Linked DNA regions of Homo sapiens: region 1 is linked to region 2. A link is an interaction called in ENCODE POLR2A ChIA-PET data of the cell type or tissue named here. Cell type or tissue: Panc1. All regions are shown on one strand. Each heading gives the region's core, and the rest is flanking DNA. Links, peaks and the distances in the headings are about the cores only.

Region 1 (10,292 bases), core at 3,929-6,428, 360 kb after region 2:
TGCAGTGAGCCGAGATAGCACCACTGCACTCTAGCCTGGGTGATAGAGCAAGATTCCATCTCAAAAAATAATAATAAAATAAAATAAAATTGTAACAATACAGAAAAGATTCACATGACCCCTGCATAAGGATAAGCATGCAAATTCATGATACATTTCATACTTTTTAAAAAATCAGCAATTTGAGAATCAGTGCCACTCAGTCAAGTAAGTGCTCACATATAGGAAGGGCCTTCCCAAGATCCTCTGGGTTTATGTTTATTAATATGAAATTGCTCAGATGTCAGTGGCTATGGTAGCACACAAAGAACTTTTTGCCCCCCAACCACAATAATGCCAAGAACTCCAGACTCTGTAGCCCCGTATAAATATAGCATGTTTCTTTACTTATTCAACCTGCATTTACCGAGAGTCAAATTCAAGATGGGCACCAAACACTCAGAGCACAATGAGACTTAGGCCCTGCTCTCGAGGAGCTCACAGACTGGTGAAGTAATCATGGCAAGCAAAAGAGAAATATGTTACAAGGGCCCCTGAGCTACAACAGGAGTGCAGGCTTGGAAAACAAACAGGCACAAGGACAGCTCCACCAAGAAAGAGCAACAACAGCTGCTGCCCCCAGCAACACTGCGCACCACTGCTGTGATTCAATCTTAGTATCCCTTTGTCTTTGAGTCACTCACTCAAGAGGCAAGGTCTTGGCCAGCAGCCACTGTCGATTGGCCAATCTCAGGTCACATGGATGAGTCCAGCCTGCCAGGGAAAGAAGAGAGGAATGACCTGCCCCTAAGGGTACTCCCCAAGATGGGAAGTGAGGGTTGGAAGGAGACTGACACTGATCAGGGAAAAATAACTGAATACAGATGAGAAAAAAGTACCTTGTGAGCTAAGCTCTTTCTGATGTAAAAACTTGCAGAAATTTGACTTACCAGCTTCTTCTGAACTGAATATTAATGGAATGCTAGCCAGAGAGCTCCAGTTTACAAGATTTTGGTCTAAAGTCCACTGACTTTAGACCAGAAGTAACATCTACCTTCTGCCTTAAGATCCTCCCCAGCATCTTACTAATACTGTATTTCAAAACTGTAGTCCCAGCCCATAAGCTGAGAGCTCCACAATGAAACCCTGTGTGCATCCATACAAAGTATAGGATAGCACAAAAAGCATCTACCTGCATGGAAGAGTTGTCACTCTCTGTAGGCATTGCTTTTCTTCAATATTCACTTTTTTTACTCAATGGGATAATATATATCTACCAACGCAGAATTGTCACGTTTAAGTTCAATAATATGTGAGAAAATGTACTGAACTACAAAGTTCTATACAACTTCATTTCTAATTTCTTTTTTACTAGATTCAGCATATTCAAAATATTCCTAGCTAAAGAGAAGCAGAATTAAAGATCCAACATGAGATAAAATATTCAATTAGGAAACTGATCTTTCTCAATGTCTACCCAGCAAACCTCTATACTCTATCCTTATGCAACCCTAAAGCACTTACAGTGAGTCTGTTAAGGGAAAAGAGGGAAACTAAAACAGAAAAGTAAGCCCTCTAGATCTCACAGACCCCATGTACTGAGTATCACCAAACTTGAGCATGTCAGTCCCCAAAAGCAGGAACTGGGGTGTGATCTCTGCAGCACCAAGCTGAGTGTGAGAACTCAGGAAGCCGGAAACCACAGTCACAGTAGCATCTGAAAGGTCCAAGACCTCAACAAGGCACCAGAGGCCCAAGGGAAGCAGGTTGTCTTGGCCCTGGCCGGACGTCTCTCCAGTCTGGGCTCCACGGAAAGTTCCCGAACTCCCCAGGCCTTCACTGCTCTCCAAGTGAGGGGGAGGAGAATTAACTAGGAATTCCAAATTACTTCCTGCATTTTGCATGATTACAAGGAGGGAGGGAGCAGTCGGAAGGAAAGGAAAGCATTTTGTATTCTTGTCCTAGTCACTAAAAAGGCTGATAAGGCCAGGCACAGAAGCTCACGCCTGTAATCCTAACACTCTGAGAGGCCAAGGCAGGCGAATCACTTGAAGTCAGGAGTTCGAGACCAGCCTGGCCAAAATGGTGAAACCCCATCTCTACTAAAATACAAAAATTAGCTGGGCGTGGTGGTACATGCCTGTAATCCCAGCTACTGGGGAGGCTGAGGCAGGAGAATTGCTTGAACCCGGGAGGCAGAGGTTGCAGTGAACCAAGATCATCATGCCACTGCACTCTAGCCTGGGCGACAGAGCCAGACTCTGTCTCAAAAAAAAAAAAAAAAGGAGGGGGGGCCAGGCTTGGTGGCTCACTCCTGTAATCTCAGCACTTTGGGCGGCCAAGGCCGGCACATCACCTGAGGGCAGGAGTTGGAGACCAGCCTGGCCAACACGGTGAAACCCCATCTCTACTAAAATACAAAAATTTGCCAGGCGTCGTGGCGCATCCTGTAATCCCAGCGACTCGGGAGGCTGAGGCGGCAGAATCGCTTGAACCCAGAAGGCAGAAGTTGCAGTGAGCTGGGATCACACCATTGCACTCCAGTCACTGTTACCTGTAATTTAAACATACCTAATAAATATTTCTTGTGGGTTAAAATTCTTACGAGCCTAGAGATAAAGGGAAACGGGGAGGATTTTCGCCTCAGGGACTAAGAGAATGGAGGTTATAAAGAGGTAAATTAAACAAACAGTCTTGGAATATCCAGGTAATCCACTTCAGTCTCCAAACTTCTTGTAATTTAATTTTAAACAGTTAATGTTGTCACATGGTTCAAATACTGGAAATTACATAAACGTTGTACAATACAAAGTCTCCCTGAAATTCTTGTCCCTCATTGGTCCAGTTCCAATTGGTAAACATGACACTTACTTTTTTAATGAATCGTTTGTGTCAGGATCTTGCTCTGTTGCCCAGGCTGGAGTGCAGCGCCACGATCACAGCTTACTGCAGCTTCAAACTCCTGGGCTCAAGCAGTCCTCCCACCTCAGCCTCCCAAGTAGCTGGGACTACAGGTGCACACCATCAGTATTTCTTTACATATATATAAGCAAACTTTGATACAGTTCTTATATTGATCCTTTAACACAAAAGGAACATTTATTCATGTTGTTGTTCACCTTACTTTTTTCATTAAACAAAACTTGTTTTTTTTAGAGACAGAGTCTCACTCTGTCGCCCAGGCTGGAGTGCAGTGGGGTGATCTTGGCTCACTGCAAGCTCCGCCTCCCAGGTTCACGCCATTCTCCTGCCTCAGCCTCCCAAGTAGCTGGGAGTACAGGCGCCCACCACCATGCCCAGCTAATTTTTGTATTTTTAGTAGAGACGGGGTTTCACCATGTTAGCCAAGATGGTCTCGATCTCCTGACCTCATGATCCTCCTGCCTCAGCCTCCCAAAGTGCTGGAATTACAGACATGAGCCACTGCGCCCAGCCGAAATTTTTTTTTCTTTTTTTTTTTGAGATGGAGTTTTGTTCTTCTCACCCAGGCTGGAGTGCAGTGGAGCAATCTCAGTTCACTGCAACCTCTGCCTTCCAGGTTCTATCGATTCTCCTACGTAGCCAAGATGGTCTTGATCTCCTGACCTCGTTATCCTCCTGCGCAGCCTCCCAAGTAACTGGGATTACAGGTGTCCACCACTATGCCGGGCTAATTTTTGTATTTTTAGTATTTTGTATTTTAGCCAGGATGATCTCGATCTCCTGACCTCATGATCTGCCCACCTCAGCCTCCCAAAGCGCTGGGATTACAGGCGTGAGCCATTACACCTGGCCTAATTTGATTTATTTTCTTACATAATTGTATTTGCTTTTACCATCAGATTGTGAACTTCTCTGGGAACAGGACTGCTTCTTGTTTATCTCGATCCCCCCAGCTCCTAGCATCCTGCCTAGAATGTGCTGGTTGTTTAACAACTATTTGTTGAATTGATTGGAGTTGCTTTGGAGATGCATCAGTGGAGAGCCAGAGGAAGGAAGGATGAAAGTATTTCCAGAAATAGAGCACATTACTCGGTGAAAATAAAATATAGACAGGGGCATGCTTTTTTTTCTTTTTTCCTATTTTTTTTTTTTAACATAGAGACGGGGTCTCGCTATGTGGCCCAGACTGATCTCAGACTCCTGGGCTCAAGCAATTCTCCTGCCTTGGCCTCCCAAAGTGCTGGGATTACAGGTGTGAACCACCACATCCAGCCAAGCATTTTGTTTTTTTATTTATTTATTTTATTTTATTTTATTTTATTTTATTTTATTTTATTTTATTCTTGAGACAGAGTCTCACTCTGTTGCCCAGGCTGGAGTGCAGTGGCGAGGTATCAGCTCACAGCAACCTCTGCCTCCCAGGTTCAAGCAATTCTTTTTCCTCAGCGTCCTGAGTAACTGGGATTGCAGGTGCCTGCCACCATGCCCAGCTAATTTTTTTTGTATTTTTAGTAGAGATGGCGTTTCATCATGTTGGCCAGACTAGTCTCAAACTCCTGACCTCATGATCTGCCGGCCTCAGCCTCCCAAAGCACTGGGATTTAAAGCATGAGCCACTGCACCCAGCCCTAATTTTTTTATTTTTTTAAGACATTGTCTCACTCTGTCACCCAGGCTGGAGTACAGTGGTGACATCTCGGCTTGCCACAACCTCTGCCTCCAGGGTTCAAGCAATTCTCATGCCTCAGCCTCTTGAGTAGCTGGGATTACAGGTATGCACCACCACACCTGGCTAATTTTCATATTTTTAGTAGAGTCAGGGTTTCACCATGTTGGCCAGGCTGGTTTCAAGCCATCTGTCGGCCTCAGCCTAACAAAGAGCTGGAATTACAGCAATGAGCCACCGTGCCTGGCTGGGCATGTTTTCATGCATACAGGAATTCTGTATGAAAGTGAGTTGCATGGGTGGGGTAGAGAGTTGAGCAGATTCCATTAGAATGGCAGATAAGAGGCTGGCAGGGTGGCTGACACCTGTAATCCCAGCACTTTGGGAGGCCAAGGTGGGTGGATCATTGAGGTCAGGAGCTTGAGACCAGCTGGGCCAACATGGTGAAACCATATATCTACTAAAATACAAAAATTAGCTGGGCGTGGCCAGGCATAGTGGCTCACGCCTGTAATCCCAGCATTTTGGGAGACTGAGGTAGACGAATCATGATGTCAGGAGTTTGAGACCAGCCTGGCTAACATGGTGAAACCGTGTGTCTACTAAAAGTACAAATATTAGCCTGGTGTGGTGGTGCATGCCTGTAATCCCAGGTACTCAGGAGGCTGAGGCAGGAACTGAGGCAGTGAGCGGAGATCATGTCACTGCACCCCAGCCTGGGCGACAGAGTGAGACTCTGTCTCAAAAAAAAAAAAAAAAAAAAAAAAAGGGCAGATAAGAGCTAATCTGTGAAAGGACATGATGAAAGGATATTTTTTTTTGAGATTAAATTTTGCTCTTTTTGCCCAAACTGGAGTGCAACGGCATGACCTCAGCTCACTGCAAACTGCGCGTCCCTGGTTCAAGTGATTCTCCTGCCTCAGCCTCCAAAGTAGCTGGGATTATAGGCACCCGCTACAACACCTGGCTAATTTTTTAATTATTTTATTTTATTTTATTTTATTTTTTTGAGACATAGTTTCTCTCTTGTTGCCCAGGCTGGAGTGCAATGGTATGACCTTGGCTCACCACAACTTCCACCTCCCAAGGCGATTCCCCTGCCTCAGCCTCCAGAGTAGCTGGGATTACAGGCATGTGCCACCATGCCAGGCTGGTTTTGTATTTTTAGTAGAGATAGGGTTTTTCTACGCTGGTCAGGCTGGTCTTGAACTCCTGACCTCAGGTGATCCAACTGCCTCGGCCTCCCAAAGTGCTGGAATTACAGGCATGAGCCACTGCACCCAGATTGTGGCTTTTATTTTTTTTAAGAAATGTTGGCTGGGCATGGTGGCTCACGCCTGTAATCCCAGCACTTTGGGAGGCCGAGGCGGGCGGATCACAATGTCAAGAGATCAAGACCATCCTGGCCAACATGGTGAAACCCCGTCTCTACTAAAAATACAAAAATTAGCTGGGCGTGGTGGTGTGTGACTGTAGTCTCAGCTACTCTCGGGAGGCTGAGGCAGGAGAAACGCTTGAACCCAGGAGGTGGAGGTTGCAGTGAGCTGAGATCATGCCACTGCACTCCAGCCTGGCGACAGAGTGAGAGACTCCATCCCAAAAAAAAAAAAAAAAAAAAAAAAAAAAAAAAAAAAAAAAAGAAGGGTTTTGGAGTTTTTTAAATACAATTTTATTTTTTTTAATTAATTAATTTATTTATTTTTGAGACGGATTCTTACTCTGTTGCCCAGGCTGGAGTGCAATGGTGCAGTCTTGGCTCACTGCAACCTCCGTCTCCTGGGCTCATGCGATTCTCCTGCCTCAGCCTCCGGAGTAACTGGGATTACAAGCATGCACTACCACACCTGGCTAATTTTTGTATTTTTAGTAGAGGTGGGGTTTCACCATGTTGGCCAGGCTAGTCTGGACTCCTGACCTCAGGTGATCTGCCTGCCTCAGCATCCCAAAGTGCTGGGATTACAGGTGTGAGCCACCGCACCCGGCTAAAAAAAATAATTTTTATTTTAGCCAGGTATTTGAAGATTTCTGCCTTCAGTTTACTTCCTCTAATAAATAGGCTCCCCTGAAAATGAAAGGAGATAGGGAAGAGGAGGAGGGGCAATGATGTAGCTTGTAGGATAAATAACTCTGAAAATAATAAAGGGTGAAGGCTGGACGCAGTGGCTCATGGCTCTAATCCCAGCACTTTGGGAGGCGAAGGCAGGTGGATCACAAGGACAGGAGTTCCAGACCAGCTTGGCCAACATGGTGAAACCGCATCTCTACTAAAGTTACAAAAAATTAGCCGGGTGTGGTGGTGGTGGTGCGCGCCTGTAATCCCAGCTACTCGGGAGGCTAAGGCAGGAGCCTCTGCTTGAACCCGGGAGGCGGAGGTTGCAGTGAGCTGAGATGTCGCCATTGCACTCCAGCCTGAGCGACAGGGCAAGACTCTGTCCCCAAAAAAAAAAAAAAAAAAAAAAAGAATAAAGGCTGAAAAGAGTTTGGTGCTTGTGAAGTAGTCGTGGGTTGGGGCGAGGGGATAGGACAATGACATAGTCAAGGAAAGCAGGGAAAATGGAACAAGGCGTGAGAGTACCTGTCAGTGCCTGTTTTTCCATAATTGTTCCTCCAGTGACTTTCTTTAGTGGTGCTATTTAGAGTGTGGAATTTGGAATTCAGATTGGACTTCAGATACCTTTTTAGGCCCAAGGGAAGTATGCACTAGGCTGGGGAGGGTGAAATGAAGGAAGCAAGATTTCAAATCTGTAAGTGTAGGGTGACAGTGAAGGGAGAGAGAGCCTTAGGGTCTTGGTGAGTCAGTAAGCAGACAAGAAGGGATTCGCAGAGGTCCGGGTGGCAGAGCATTAATTATCAACATTTCTTTTCCTTCTTTTTTTTTTTTTTTGGAGATAGAGTTTTGCTCTTGTTGCCTAGGCTGGAGTGCAGTGGCGTGATCTCAGCTCACCGCAACCTCCAACTCCCGAGTTTGAGCGATTCTCCTTAATCCCAAGAGAATCCCAAATAGCTGGGATTATAGGTATGCGCCACCATGCCCAGCTAATTTTATATTTTTACTAGAGACAGGGCTTCTCCATGTTGGCCAAGCTGGTCTCAAACTCCGGACCTCTGGTGATCCACCCGCCTTGGCCTCCCAAAGTGCTGGGATTACATCGCGCCCAGCAATTATCAACATTTCTACTGTCCTCCTTTTTTTTAACCTCAAATGCACATAATTACACAGATAACACTCAATCATGCTTTTGTTTCTTGGCACCCAATTCCCACTAAGCCAGACACAGCCCCACTTTTTCCTTTCTTTTTGGTTTTTGTCTTGTTTTTTGAATATAAAAGGATGTTTATTGAAGCATGGTTTATAACAATGGAAAAGTTGTGATTGACTATCAGTAGGGAAATTATTTATTGCAACATTGTTTATAAACATATAAACATTGAAAACAAAGTAAATGAATGGCTCCTCTTTGTTATTCTTCTTCTTTTTTCTTTTTTTCTTTGAGACAGAGTCTTGCTCTGTTGCCCAGGCTGGAGTGCACTGGCGTCCTGCCTCAGCCTCCCCGGTAGCTGGGAATACAGGCACGTGCCACCACGCCTGGCTAAATTTTTTTTTTTTTTTAAACGGAGTCTCGCTCTTTCACCAGGCTGGAGTGCAGTGGCGTAATCTTGGCTCACTGCAACCTCCGCCTCCCTTCTGTCTCAGCCTCCTGAGTAGCTGGGACTACAGGCAAGCGCCACAATGCACAGCTAATTTTTGTATAGGCACAGGGTTTCACCATATCGGCCAGGATGGTCTAGATCTCTTGACCTCATGATCTGCCTGCCTCGGCCTCCCAAAGTGCTGGGATTACAGGCGTGAGCCACTGCGCCCGGCCTAATTTTTTGTATTTTTAGTAGAGATGGGGTTTCACTGCGTTAGCCCAGGATGGTCTAGATCTCCTGACCTCCTGATTCGCTGGCCTTGGCCCCCCAACATGCTGGAATTACAGGTGTGAGCCACCACACCTGACCTGTTACTCTTCTTTAGCTTCCATTCTGTCTCAATTCCCTAACGCTTCTGAGACTACCCATGTGTATATGTATATCCATGAATAAAATATAAATATTTTATGTACTTGAATTTATAATATTTTCTTTAATGTCTTGTCCTTTTTGTGTGTTCAGAATATTTCCCACACAAGATCATCACGATAATTTCCAAAACTTCTCTTTTTATTTTATATATTTATTTAAGAGACAAAGTCTGGCTTTTTAGCCCTGGCTGGAGTGCAGTGGCACGATCATAACTCACTGCAGCCTCGACCTTTCCTGACCAAGTGATCCTCCCACCTCAGCCTCCCAAGTGGCTGGAACTACAGATGCATGCCATTATGCCTGGCTAACTTTAATTTTTAAATTATTTTTATTATTTAAAAATTTTATTTATTGATGTATTTTTTGAGATGGAGCCTTGCTTTGTTGCTCAGACTGGAGTGCTGTGGTGTGATATTGGCTCACTGCAACCTCCATCTCCTGGGTTCAAGAGATCCTCCCATCTAAGCCTCCCAAGTAGCTGGGACTACAGGTGTGAGCCACCTCATCCGGCTAAGTTTTGTATTATTTTTGTAGACAGAGAGTTTCACCATGTTGCCCAGGCTGGTCTTGAACTGCTGGGCTCTAGTGATCTGTCTGCCTCAGCCTCCCAAAGTGCTGGGATTATAGGCATGAGCCACCACACCTGGCCTTTTAAATTTTTTTGTAGAGACAGGGTCTCACCATGTTGCACAGGCTGGTCTTGAATTCCTGGGCTCAAGTGATCCTCTAGCCTTGGCTTCCCAAAGTGCTGAGCTTATAGGCAGAAAATTGGAAGTCACCCACATGGCCATCAATAGGGGACTGATTAAGCAAATTATAATATGTCCACACAAGGAATACTATGCAGCAGTAACATAAAACAAAATAATAAGGACCTTATATTTATTCCATTGTATAAAATATATTGTTGGGCTGGGCACAGTGTTTCATGCCTGTAATTCCAGCACTTTGGGAGGCTAAGGCAGGTGGTCAGGGGTTCGAGACCAGCCTGGCCAACATGGTGAAACCCCATCTCTACTAAAAGAATACAAAAAAAATCAGCTGGGCATGGTGGCGCACACCTGTAATCCCAGCTACTCGGGAGGCTAAAGCAGGAGAATCACTTGAACCCAGGATCCAGAGTTTGCAGTGAGCCAAGATCATGCCAGTACACTCCAGCTTGAGCAACAGAACAAGACTCTGCCTCAAAAAACAAACAAAAAAACTTTATGAAGTAGCCAGGTGTGATGGCAAGTGCCTGTAGTCCCAACTACTTGGGAAGCTGAGGTGAGAGAATTGCTTGAGTCCAGGAGTTTGAGGTTACAGTGAGCCATGATTGTGCCACTGCATTCCACTGGGTGACAGAGCCAGACTGTCTCAAAATAACTAAGTAAGGAACTAAATAAATATAAGAAAATGTAGAGTGTCTTTTTGTTGTTGTTGTTTTGAGACAGAGTTTCACTCTTGTTGCCCAGGCTGGAGTGCAGTGGTGTGACCTCGGCTCACTGCAACCTCCGCCCCCTGGGTTCAAGTGATTCTCCTGCCTCAGTCTCCTGAGTAGCTGGGATTACAGGCATGCGCCACCACGCCTGGCTATTTTTTTTTAAATTATTCTTAGTAGAGAAGGGGTTTCACCATGTTGCACAGGCTGGTCTCGGACTCCTGAACTTGTGATCTGCCT
Region 2 (10,292 bases), core at 4,573-7,072:
TGGATACCATCGAATCCCACCCCTCGTGTACATGGGAACACTGAGGCCTAGGGATTAGTGGGGATCTGCTTAAGTTCACAGCGTGAGCCAGTGGCAAAGCTAGAACACAACCTCGGGCTACCAACTCTCTGGTCTACTGGAGTTTCCAATTTATTTCACCATCGCTATTTCTTGTTGTGTCAAGCTTAAGTTTACATATTTGAAGTTCAAGAGTATAATCACCCCTGGAAGCCTAATTCTGGGAGGTGGCAAGAACTTTGGAGACAGACAGACCTGGGTTCAAATCCCAGCCCCGCCACTTCCTAGCTGAGTGGCCCTTCATTTATTTATACAGTAGAAAAAGACAATGGAGGCAGAGGCTAAGAGCATAGGCTACAGTCCTACCTCTGCCATTTCATGACAGGTGAGTCACTTTATCAACTGCTGGTTCAGCTTCCTCTTCCGTAAAACCTACCTCACCTAGTCATCCAAGTATAGAATGAGAAAAATATAAATGAAGAATCAGGTACAAGGTTTGCTATCAAGTAATGATGGATATTATTGTTACTTTTTTTTTTTTTTTTTTGACAGGGTCTCACTCTGTTGCCCAGGCTGGAATGCAGTGGCGTGATCTCGGCTCACTGCAAGCCTCAACCTCCTAGGCTCAAGCGATCCTCCCGCCTCAGCCTCCTGAGTAGTTGGGACCACAGAGGCGCATGCCACCACGCCCAGGTAATTTTTGTATTTTTTGTAGAGACAGGGTTTGCATATTGCCCAGGCTGGTCTCAAACTCGTGAGCTCAAGCTATACGCCTGCATCGGCCTCCCAAAGTGCTGGGATTATAGGCATGAGCCACTGTGCCCAGCTACTATTAATATTATCTTTAATGCTATGATTGGGGTATGTTTTCAGCAGGTAGCAAGAAGGTACCTCTGTCTCAAAGCTCTAGTCTTCCCATTTCTCCTCATGGAATCATGGAGTGTTAAGCTGGCCAGGGCCCTGTATCACAGACAACAGATCTGAGATCCAGAGGGAAATGGCATGCTCAAGGTCAGGGAGCAAGTTAATGAGAGGGGTGAACTAGAACCCAGATCTCTTGAATCTACTGACTTAATTCCCTAAACACAAGCTCTTACTTTGTGCATGGGCTTGGTGGGAAGAAATGGTGGTCTTTTCAGACCCCAAATACCAAAGGGTAGTTGGATCTCAGCCAGAATGGAACTCATCTTGCCCTCATGGCAGTCCCAGGCCAGAAACAAGGCGGGGCTCAACGCTGGTGGACCAGGCCAACTGGGCTAACAGCCAGAGTGGAGCCAAAGGCACAGCTCGGGCCCTCTCACCAGCTACATAATAAAGTAATTATGGGATTAGGGATAAAATTAGTCACTTGTGTAATTATTTTTCTTAGAACAAGAGCAGAAAGGACCTTTTTCAAGAGTTGTTCCTTGGCCCTCCCAAGAGTATTCATGCAGAGACACAGATGAGTGCACACACCCACAAGCACGTGTACACACACAGCAGTGATGGTGGTGTGTGGAGCGGGTGCTGCTTGGCTTTCTGTGGCAGTGCCTCACAGTGGGTCCCACACCTACCAGGACTACCTCTGAAGGCCAGGGGTGACATTTCCCAATGTCTGCCTCACTGAACACATTTATCACACTATCACAGGTGCACTGCCTTCCTTCCGGGCCCCCCATCATACAGAATCTCTCATACCCCTCCCCGGCCACAGCATATCAGGCCTGGACCCCCAAGCCCTCCCTCCATCTTGGAGGCTAGTGGTACAATTCCAGCAGGACCTGGGGGTCCAGTAATCCAGAGAGATCTTTGCTACTGGCTGCTGTGGCAGGCATAATAATGCGCCCCCCCCCCCCGCCCACAAAGATGTCCATGTCTTCATCCCCAGAATCAGGTGAATATGTTACCTCACGTGGCAAAAGGGACCTTGCACAGGTGATTAGGTAAAGAGTTTTGAGATGGAGAATGGTCCTAGATTATCTGAATGGGCTCAATGTAACCACAGGGGTTCTTGTAAGTCAAAAGGGGATTTGGGGGAATCGGAGGAGATATGATGACGGAGGCAGAGGTGGGAGGGACCCAGCTACTAGAAGGGGCCATGAACCAAGGCATGTGGGTGGCCTGGAGAGCTGGAAAAGGCCAGGTGAGGATCCTCCCCTAGCAGCTCTGCCAACACCCTGACTTCGGCCCCATAAGGTCCATTTTCAGATTTTGACCTCTAGAAGTCTAGGGTCATCCATTTGTGTTGTTTTAAGTATATGGTCATTTGTTAGGGCAGCATTAGGAAACTGACACAGTCACCTAGGGAGGGGTCCTCAGAACTCACCTTTCCCTCCAGACTGAAACGCCCTCCTCAAGGGCTAGCCAGGGAGATTCCTTGGGGCCAGATGTCCCCTGGATATACCTCTGGGGAACAGGCCTGAGCTGGGGCCCCAAGCTCTAACCTAGAGAGATAACTTTGTGGGGGAAAGCACCCCAGAAAGAAGGTGACGGCTCTGGGAGGAAAGGGAGAGACCCCACCTTATAGATCCATCCAGGCCCTCCACCCCTCCCACATATTCTTGAACAGAGGGCCACCTACGCCATAAACCACACCATCCACAGCAGTAGCCTGGCATCAGGGAAAGAGAGCACTGGAGGCAGGAAGCCTGATTCTGGCCTCAGCTCTGCCCCTGCATCACTAGGTGGTGAGAGATCAGCCCCTTCCTCTCTCTAGGCCTGACCATTGTCATCCTGGCTTACCGTAGTATTTCAAGTGTCTTCCATGCTTTCATGCACAGAAAGCCTCACAGGGACCCTGTGAGGTAGCTCCCTGTCATGATGTTCACTTTACAGCTGAGGAAGTGGACACAAGGTGGTTAAGAGGGGAGGCTGGTTTGAACCCAGGCAGCCTGACACCACAGCCCTATTCTGCCTCCCGCCTTAGGATGAATGAATGCATGGACAGAGGACAGTTGGGAGCAGTCCCTACACACAAGGAACAGGCTCTTCAGACCTAAGAGAAATAAAAAACAGGCTGGGTGTGGTGGCTCACACCTGTAATCTCAGCACTTTGGGAGGCCAAGGTGGGTGGATCACCTGACGTCAGGAATTTGAGACTAGCCTGGCCAACATGGTGAAACCCCATCTTTACTAAAAATACAAAAATTAGCCAGGCGCGGTGGCTCATGCCTGAAATCCCAGCACTTTGGGAGGCCGAGGCGGGCGGATCACCAGAGGCCAGGAGTTCAAGACCAGCCTGACCAACATAGAGAAACCCCATCTCTACTAAAAATACAAAATTAGCTGGGCGTGGTGGCACATGCCTGTAACCCCAGCTACTCGGGAGGCTGAGGCAGGAGAATCACTTGAACCCAGGAGGCAGAGGCTGCAGTGAGCCAAGATTGAGCCATTGCACTCCAGCCTGGGCAACAAGAGCAAAATTCTGTCTCAAAAAAAAAAAAAAAAATTAGCCGGGTGTGGTGGCGGGCTCCTGTAATCCCAGCTACTCAGGAGGCTGAGACAGGAGAATCCCTTGAACCCAGAGGCAGAGGTTACAGTGAGCCGAGATCATGCCACTGTACTCCAGCCTGGGCAACAAGAGCAAAACTCTGTCTCGGGGAAAAAAAGAGAGAGAGAGAGAGAGAGAGAGAGAGAAATTTTTAAAAATCAAATAGAGAGAGAGAGAAAAATAAAAAACAGTTCCTGCCATTCACCCTGGATGCTGGGGGTTAAAGGTTGGCATAGCAGTTTGGCAAGTTTACTGAGAGCCTCTAAGGCAGCCACAGCCTTTTACCCAGCATTCTCTTCCTGGGTCTTCACCCCAAGAGACATCATCATCTGAAATACAGGAAGAACATTTTATGCAATGTTCATTGCACTGTTATTCATAATAGCAAAAACTAGAAACAGCCGGAATATCCATGAGCAGGAAAAGGGATGAGTTGATCGTGTATTTAATAGAATCCTCAGTAACGACACGGAAGGCAGCTTCCGATACAACATTAAGAGAAAAATGCAGGACAGTACTGATGATGCGGTAGAAATTATGACTGTGCAAGAAAGAGCAAAGGAAAACTGGTGAAAGGAAACACTCCAAGCTCCCAATCATATTCAGGAGTAATTTTTTTCTGCTTCCTGTTTTCCCAAATCTTGGTACTATGTTATTATGGTTTTAATTAAAAAAAACAAAAAAAAAAACACTGCTGGGCAAGGTGGCTCATGCCTGTAATCCCAGCATTTTCGAAGGCCAAGGCGAGCAGATCACTTGAGGTCAGGAGTTCGAAATCAGCCTGGCCAATATGGAGAAATACCGTCTCTACTAAAAATAGAAAAATTAATTGGGCATGGTGGCGGGTGCCTGTAATCCCAGCTACTTGGGAGGCTGAGGCATGAGAATCACTTGAACCTGGGGGGCGGAGGTTGCAGTAAGCTGAGATCACGCCACTGCACTCCAGGCTGAGTGACAGAGCAAGACTCCGTCTCAAAAAAAAAAAACAAAAAAAAAAAACAAACCTGCCGGGTGCAGTGGCACACTCTGTAATCCCGGCTACTCTGGAGGCTGAAGTAGGAGGATCCCTTGAGTCAAAGAGTTTGAGGCTGTGATTGCACCTGTGAGTTGCCACTGCACTCCAGCCTGGCCAACATAATGAGCTCTCATTTGTAATTTTTAAAATAAATGAATAAATTGAATTTTTAAAATTAAAAAACGGTATTATTTTAAAAACGACAATAACTGCAATGCAGCCCTGAGGAACCCACACACTGAACAGTTAAGGAGAGGAGCAGCAACAGGCAAATGAGGGCAGGCCAGAGTGAGAAAGCCAGAAAGTGGGGTGTGCTGTCCCAGAGACCAAGGAGAGGGAGTGCTTCGGGAGCAGTGAGCCTGGGGTCAGGGTGGCCTGGGACCCGCTAGTGACCCAATGCTTGCCCTTATGCCTCCCAACTGCATTCATAATGCAAACCAGGTGCCAAGAATGATCTAACAATCGGCCCTCACACATTCCCCAGGAAGGCGTCTGAAAAAGTGCCCCCACCATGACCAGTGGCTCCAGGAGCAGTATTTACAATGCAAACCAGGCTCCCCCCAGGAGAAGCGGTAACTTACCACACCCGTGGCCATTCACCCCGCAGTCCAGCCCAAGCAAAACAGAAGAGGCCTCACGTACAAGAGCCTGGTCAGAATTTTCTGGTGTCTTCAGAATAGGACTCTTGGTCCATACCATTCACCAATTCTACCACCTGTGTTTCCACAGGGACTCGCAAACCAAACCACTCCCAGGACCCACCCCTCACCCCCACCCATGCTGGCTTCTTAGGCCCATCCCTCAGCCTCTTTGAGACATGTCCCTTAGATTCTGTGCCTCCTCCATGTAAGCTACACAAGCTTGCCCAGAGAGTCACATCTCATTGGCACAAATTCACCCACCCACACACCCACCAGCCTTTTTTCTTCTGAGAATGCCCCTTCCTCCCTCTCTCCACCCACCTCATCCAGGACCCCAGGCAAACCTCAGCAAAGGAGGGAAGGTCCCCCAGCAACTCATGCCTGACTTCAACATCCCATCCCTGCCTCCCACCACACCTGTGACAGACAGTGGCCAGGTCTGGCTGCTGCCTCTAGACCCCAGAGGTGGAGAGAGGCTAGGTCACAAAGCTAAAAACTAAACCAGGCTCTGAAGGCCAACTAAGAAGTCCTCTCTGACCCTCAACCTGGTGAGTCGACAAGAAGCAGGGCTGAGTCACTACCAGATGCAACCCCATCACCCCATGCTAAGAAATTGACATTGCTTACAGCCCAAATGCACGGGTCATCCTCCTGGGCAGCCTGTGGTAATGAGTGTCACGGGGCCAAGGCAGGGCCAGTACCAATTAAGGCTGCTCCCTTTCCTGCCAGTGAGCTCAGTCTCATTACTTTGCTCCATTTTCAGCTCATCTGAAAAATCCTCATTTGAGGTCCCTGGAGGATCTTAAAAGTGTTATTTAAACATTAGCTCTGACACACAGCCTCCCCCATCCACCCAAGGCCAATACTTTTTTCTCCCTGCTTTTTGGCACTGCCAGGAATGAGCAGCATCTAAGGCCCGGCCTGGGGCACCTCAGGTCTTGCAGCCTAGGGCCCCTCCTCAGTCTGAACTTTCCCCATCTCCCTGCCTTGTTTAGAAGAGAGAGCAGGGAAGGGAACTTGGTGTCTCCTGTATGGCAGACATGTCATCTTGGCAACAAGCCCTGTGAGGTGGCATTATTATTCCTGTGTGATAGATGGGGAGACTGCAACTGAGCCACCCTCCCAAGGTCACATAGCCAGCAGGTAGACAAATTAGGCCTGGAACCCAGGACTGCTGAGCTCCAGGGCTCTTCCAGCTGCCCCCGCCCACCCCCACATGCTCCTTTCTGCACACTGCCTAGCCCCACCCTGCAACAGACACAAGCACCCATCATTCGTTCCCCCGGGCTTCTGACCCTGGGGCTCGGTCCAGGTGAGACAGATGAGGACAAGAGGGGTTGCAGGATGTAGGGCTTCTAGGACAGGCTTCAGGGAGCACAATTTTTCCTACAGAAAACCAAAACAATGCTCAAGGCTGGTTACAACCCCCTATTCTGACCTGCATCTTACAAGGGAACCTACGAGAGAGAATGCAGTCAGAGGCACACAAGAGGCACGAGGAGGGCCATGGAAGGTCAGAGAGGGGATCTGGGCTGTGTGGTCAGGGAAGTCAGAGCTGGAAGGACCAGAGTTTAGCCCAATGCCTTCATTTTTACAGGTAGGGAAACCGAGGCCCAGGGAGAAGAGACCTGCCCAAGGCCAAGAGTGAGTCTGCCTATGTCAGGATTGGTATACAGTTTTCCTGATTCTTAGGCTAGCTTTCCTGGACCTAGAAGGATGAAAGGCCTGGGGCAGATGCTGCCCAGGATTAGTGAAAGACGAATGAGCAAGGGGATCCAGCACCCCCAGCTAAGGAGGTAGGACAGAGACACCAACACAGTGCATCCATGGGGACTCCAGCCTTACTCGTCTCTCACCTCAGGGAAGGTGTAGGCAGAAGAGAGGCCCTTCCATTCACCAAAGCTTAAGCTCCAGCAGGAGCCAATCAGGGCCTTAGAAGAAGGCAGAAACTTTGGTTCCCCTGGCAACTCAGACAAAGGCATCTCCTCATCACTGCAATCAGCTGGGGTGGGGATGCAGACTGTATTCCGCCAGACCCAGACAGGGCTCTCCTCTCCTTTTCTCATAAGAAGGGGGTACCAACCCAATCCCTTTGGTTTTAGCCCTGAAACTTCAGTCATATCTCTGAGCTCATCTCAGATGGGAGGCGGGGTATGGATGAGCCTCACTGTCAGAGGCTTAGGACAATAATAGCTGAGTCCTCTCCAGTCTGCGGGGGCCCTCCCGCTGCCACTAGGTGTGTGCCTCTGAGATGGGCCGGGGGCTGTGCTGATGTTCATCAGTTCATCACCCCTATCCTCCTCTCCAGAGGCAGTGCCAGCTGCATGCCATGGGAAAGCCTGTAGCTGCCAGTGAGGTGCCTGGGCCAAGCCCAGCTGTGGCATTATTCACAATCATGAGCAACTTTCATGCACCTTCTCTTGTTCCCATCCATAAGGAAAATTAGACGGGTAATCTAAGACCTAAGTTTCTCTGGAATGTGAGCTTCCAGTCCACACCAATCAAGAAAATAACAGAGAGAGGGAGCACGCAGGAGCTTACCTTTCACCACTCTTGAAAAGTTGCCTAGTCTTGGTCCAGAGCCGTGGAATAAATACACAAAACATTCCACTGGCCAGGCACGGTGGCTCACGCCTGTAATCCCAGCACTTTGGGAGGCCGAGGCGGGCGGATCATCCGAGGTCGGGAGTTTGAGACCAGCCTGACCAACATGGAGAAACCCAGTCTCTACTAAAAATACAAAATTAGCTGGGCGTGGTGGCACATGCCTGTAATCCCAGCTATTTGGGAGGCTGAGTTAGGAGAATCGCTTGAACCCGGGAGGCAGAGGTTGCAGTGAGCCGAGATCACGCCATTGCACTCCAGCCTGGGCAACAAGAGTGAAACTCTGTCTCAAAAAAAAAAAAAAAAAAAATTCCACTAACTGGAACTGCCTTTTTGTACATGCTTTGAAGAAAATCACAAGAAAACTGATAGACTCTGAAATACAGCTTCCAAATAAAATCCCCAGCTTTGTTACCACCAAAGGAGGCCAAGCTGCCACCCCTCCTTAGGAGGTATGCACGGTGTCCCCACAGGAGGCCTTCCTCATCCCTAATGGAGGAGTCATCATTCAGAGATTTTAGAAAGATTTTCTACACAGAGAGTCAGATAAAAGAGAGGTTTCTCAGGGAGCTACTGAATTCCCAGAAAAGTCAAACTACAGGCATCAAAACCCACATGCACTGTCCATACTTTCGGTTTTATAATCTCGTCAGCCCCCCATCGAGAAAGTCTGCAGCCATCTAGGACAAGTTCCTTTCTTCCCCCTCCCTTCCCCAAGACCCATCGGCCCCACACTGTCCGTTCTCTGTCTCTACTCACTCTGTGATCTGTTCCCTCTTCTACACTTCCATGAGCCTGAGATGAAGCCCATCACTTCTCACCAGGCCACACCAACAGACTACCATCCGTCTCCTGGTCTCCAGCCTTACCCTTCCAATTCATCCTCCCACTGCCAGAAATCAGATCACATCATTCCCAACCTGATACCCTGCAGTGTCTTCATCGCTCTCCAGATAAAGTGCCAGCTCCTGGTCAATATACACGGGCTGCAGGAGCTGGACCCACCTGCCACTCCACTTGCCTCCTTGCCGTCCCCAACACACACAGGAAACTCCTGCCACTCCAAAGTGTTTCATGCCTCTGTGCACTTGTGGTTCAATCTACCTTTCTGAATCCCCCACTGTTGAATGGAAGATAATAGCTCACCTTTACTGAGCGCTCAGTAGGTGCTAGGCTCTCTGCTAAGCCCTTTGCAGGTTCTACCTCATTGATCCTCCCCAAGAAAACCATGAGGCAGGTACGAACAGCAGCCTGTTTACAGATGAAGAAACAGAATCAGAAATGCAAATGAACCTAGCAGAAGTCACACGGTTGATAAGGGGAGGGGCTCAAATAGAAATCCAAGCATCTGACTCTTAGGTCACCCCTATCCTCCACTCCCCAGAAACAATGTAATGGCCATGTGGAATCAGAAAACACAGGATGCTCCTAACTGTGTCCCCTCCTTCTGGGCCTGTAGGAATAGCCTGTCTCAGAGAATGACACCAGAAAGGTTCCCAGCCTGTCTCTCTCTGGGTTTGTCCCCAACCCTGCAACCCCACCACCATACAGCACAGCCCCTTGAGTACGCAAAGTGGCTGAGCCCACATCTTAGAAGTAGGGCTTTATAGTTACATTAATGGCCCAGCAATGACTTCCAGCTACTCTTTCAGGAAGTCTAAACTCTTTGGCTGAGCATCAGGGACCCCCAAGATCTGGCACGAGTGCATCACTTTCCAATCTTAATTACCCGCTGCCTCCCCTACCCACCATGTATGCAATCTATCAGTGGGTATTTATTTTCTCTGCCATGTCAGTTCTCACTAAAAGCTGCCATTTATTGAGCACCTCCTAAGAGCCATACCCTATGCCAGGCACTCAACCAGCACTCTCTCATTTCCTTACAATTCATTCATTCATTCATCCAATAGATACTTATTGAATACCTACTGTGCGCCATGCCACATGGAATCAAGAGTGAACATGACATTAAAAGAAAAAGACAAATAGCTACAAATTGTGATAAGCATTATGAAGGAATCAAGAGGTGGTGAAAAAAGCAGTGCAGGGGGTGGGAGGACTAAATTAAACTGCGACGTAGAGGATAAGAAGGAGCCAAGGCGGCAAAGAGCCAGGAAAAGAATTCTAAGCAGAGGGAACCTAAGCATGTGTAAAGGTCTTGAGACTGGAATAAATTTGCTAAATGAACAGAGAAGACTCCTGTGGCTGACGGAAATGACCAATAGAATAATTTCCAATGATCTATGGAGACCAATAGAGATAGATGGCTGGAAGGGGGAGGCAGGAACCGGCTCACTCAGGGCTCTGAACGCCATGGTAAGGAATTTAGATTTTATTCTAAGGGCAGAGGAAAGTCACTGAGTGACATAGTCAGATTTGTGTTTTTTGGGTTTTTTGTTTTGTTTTGTTTTGTTTTTTTGAGACGGAGTCTCACTCTGTCGCCCAGGCTGGAGTGCAGTGGCGCGATCTCGGCTCACTGCAAGCTCTGCATCCCGGGTTCACACCATTCTCCTGCCTCAGCCTCCCGAGTAGCTGGGACTACAGG

The links. Peaks named below come from ENCODE experiments on the same cell type or tissue, not always from the same donor. Only the 100,000 strongest peaks of a DNase experiment are listed, where the experiment ranks them.
Region 1: POLR2A ChIA-PET joins it to region 2 with 9 read pairs; 3 of 35 experiments call an interaction of 5 or more read pairs at or near these places.

The regions. Positions count from the first base shown.
Region 1 is chr20:35,759,660-35,769,951 of GRCh38, reverse strand. It overlaps the pseudogene LOC124904972. Among named protein-coding and RNA genes, the nearest start is that of PHF20, 7.2 kb to the left of the region's middle. RefSeq lists a silencer at 7,198-7,398. In Panc1, for the core only: no CTCF peak of the experiment used is centred there; no DNase peak of the experiment used is centred there.
Region 2 is chr20:36,124,129-36,134,420 of GRCh38, reverse strand. It overlaps a transcript of EPB41L1 not described here. Among named protein-coding and RNA genes, the nearest start is that of EPB41L1, 25 kb to the left of the region's middle. RefSeq lists an enhancer at 4,933-5,434. In Panc1, for the core only: no CTCF peak of the experiment used is centred there; a DNase peak (open chromatin) is centred at 5,800.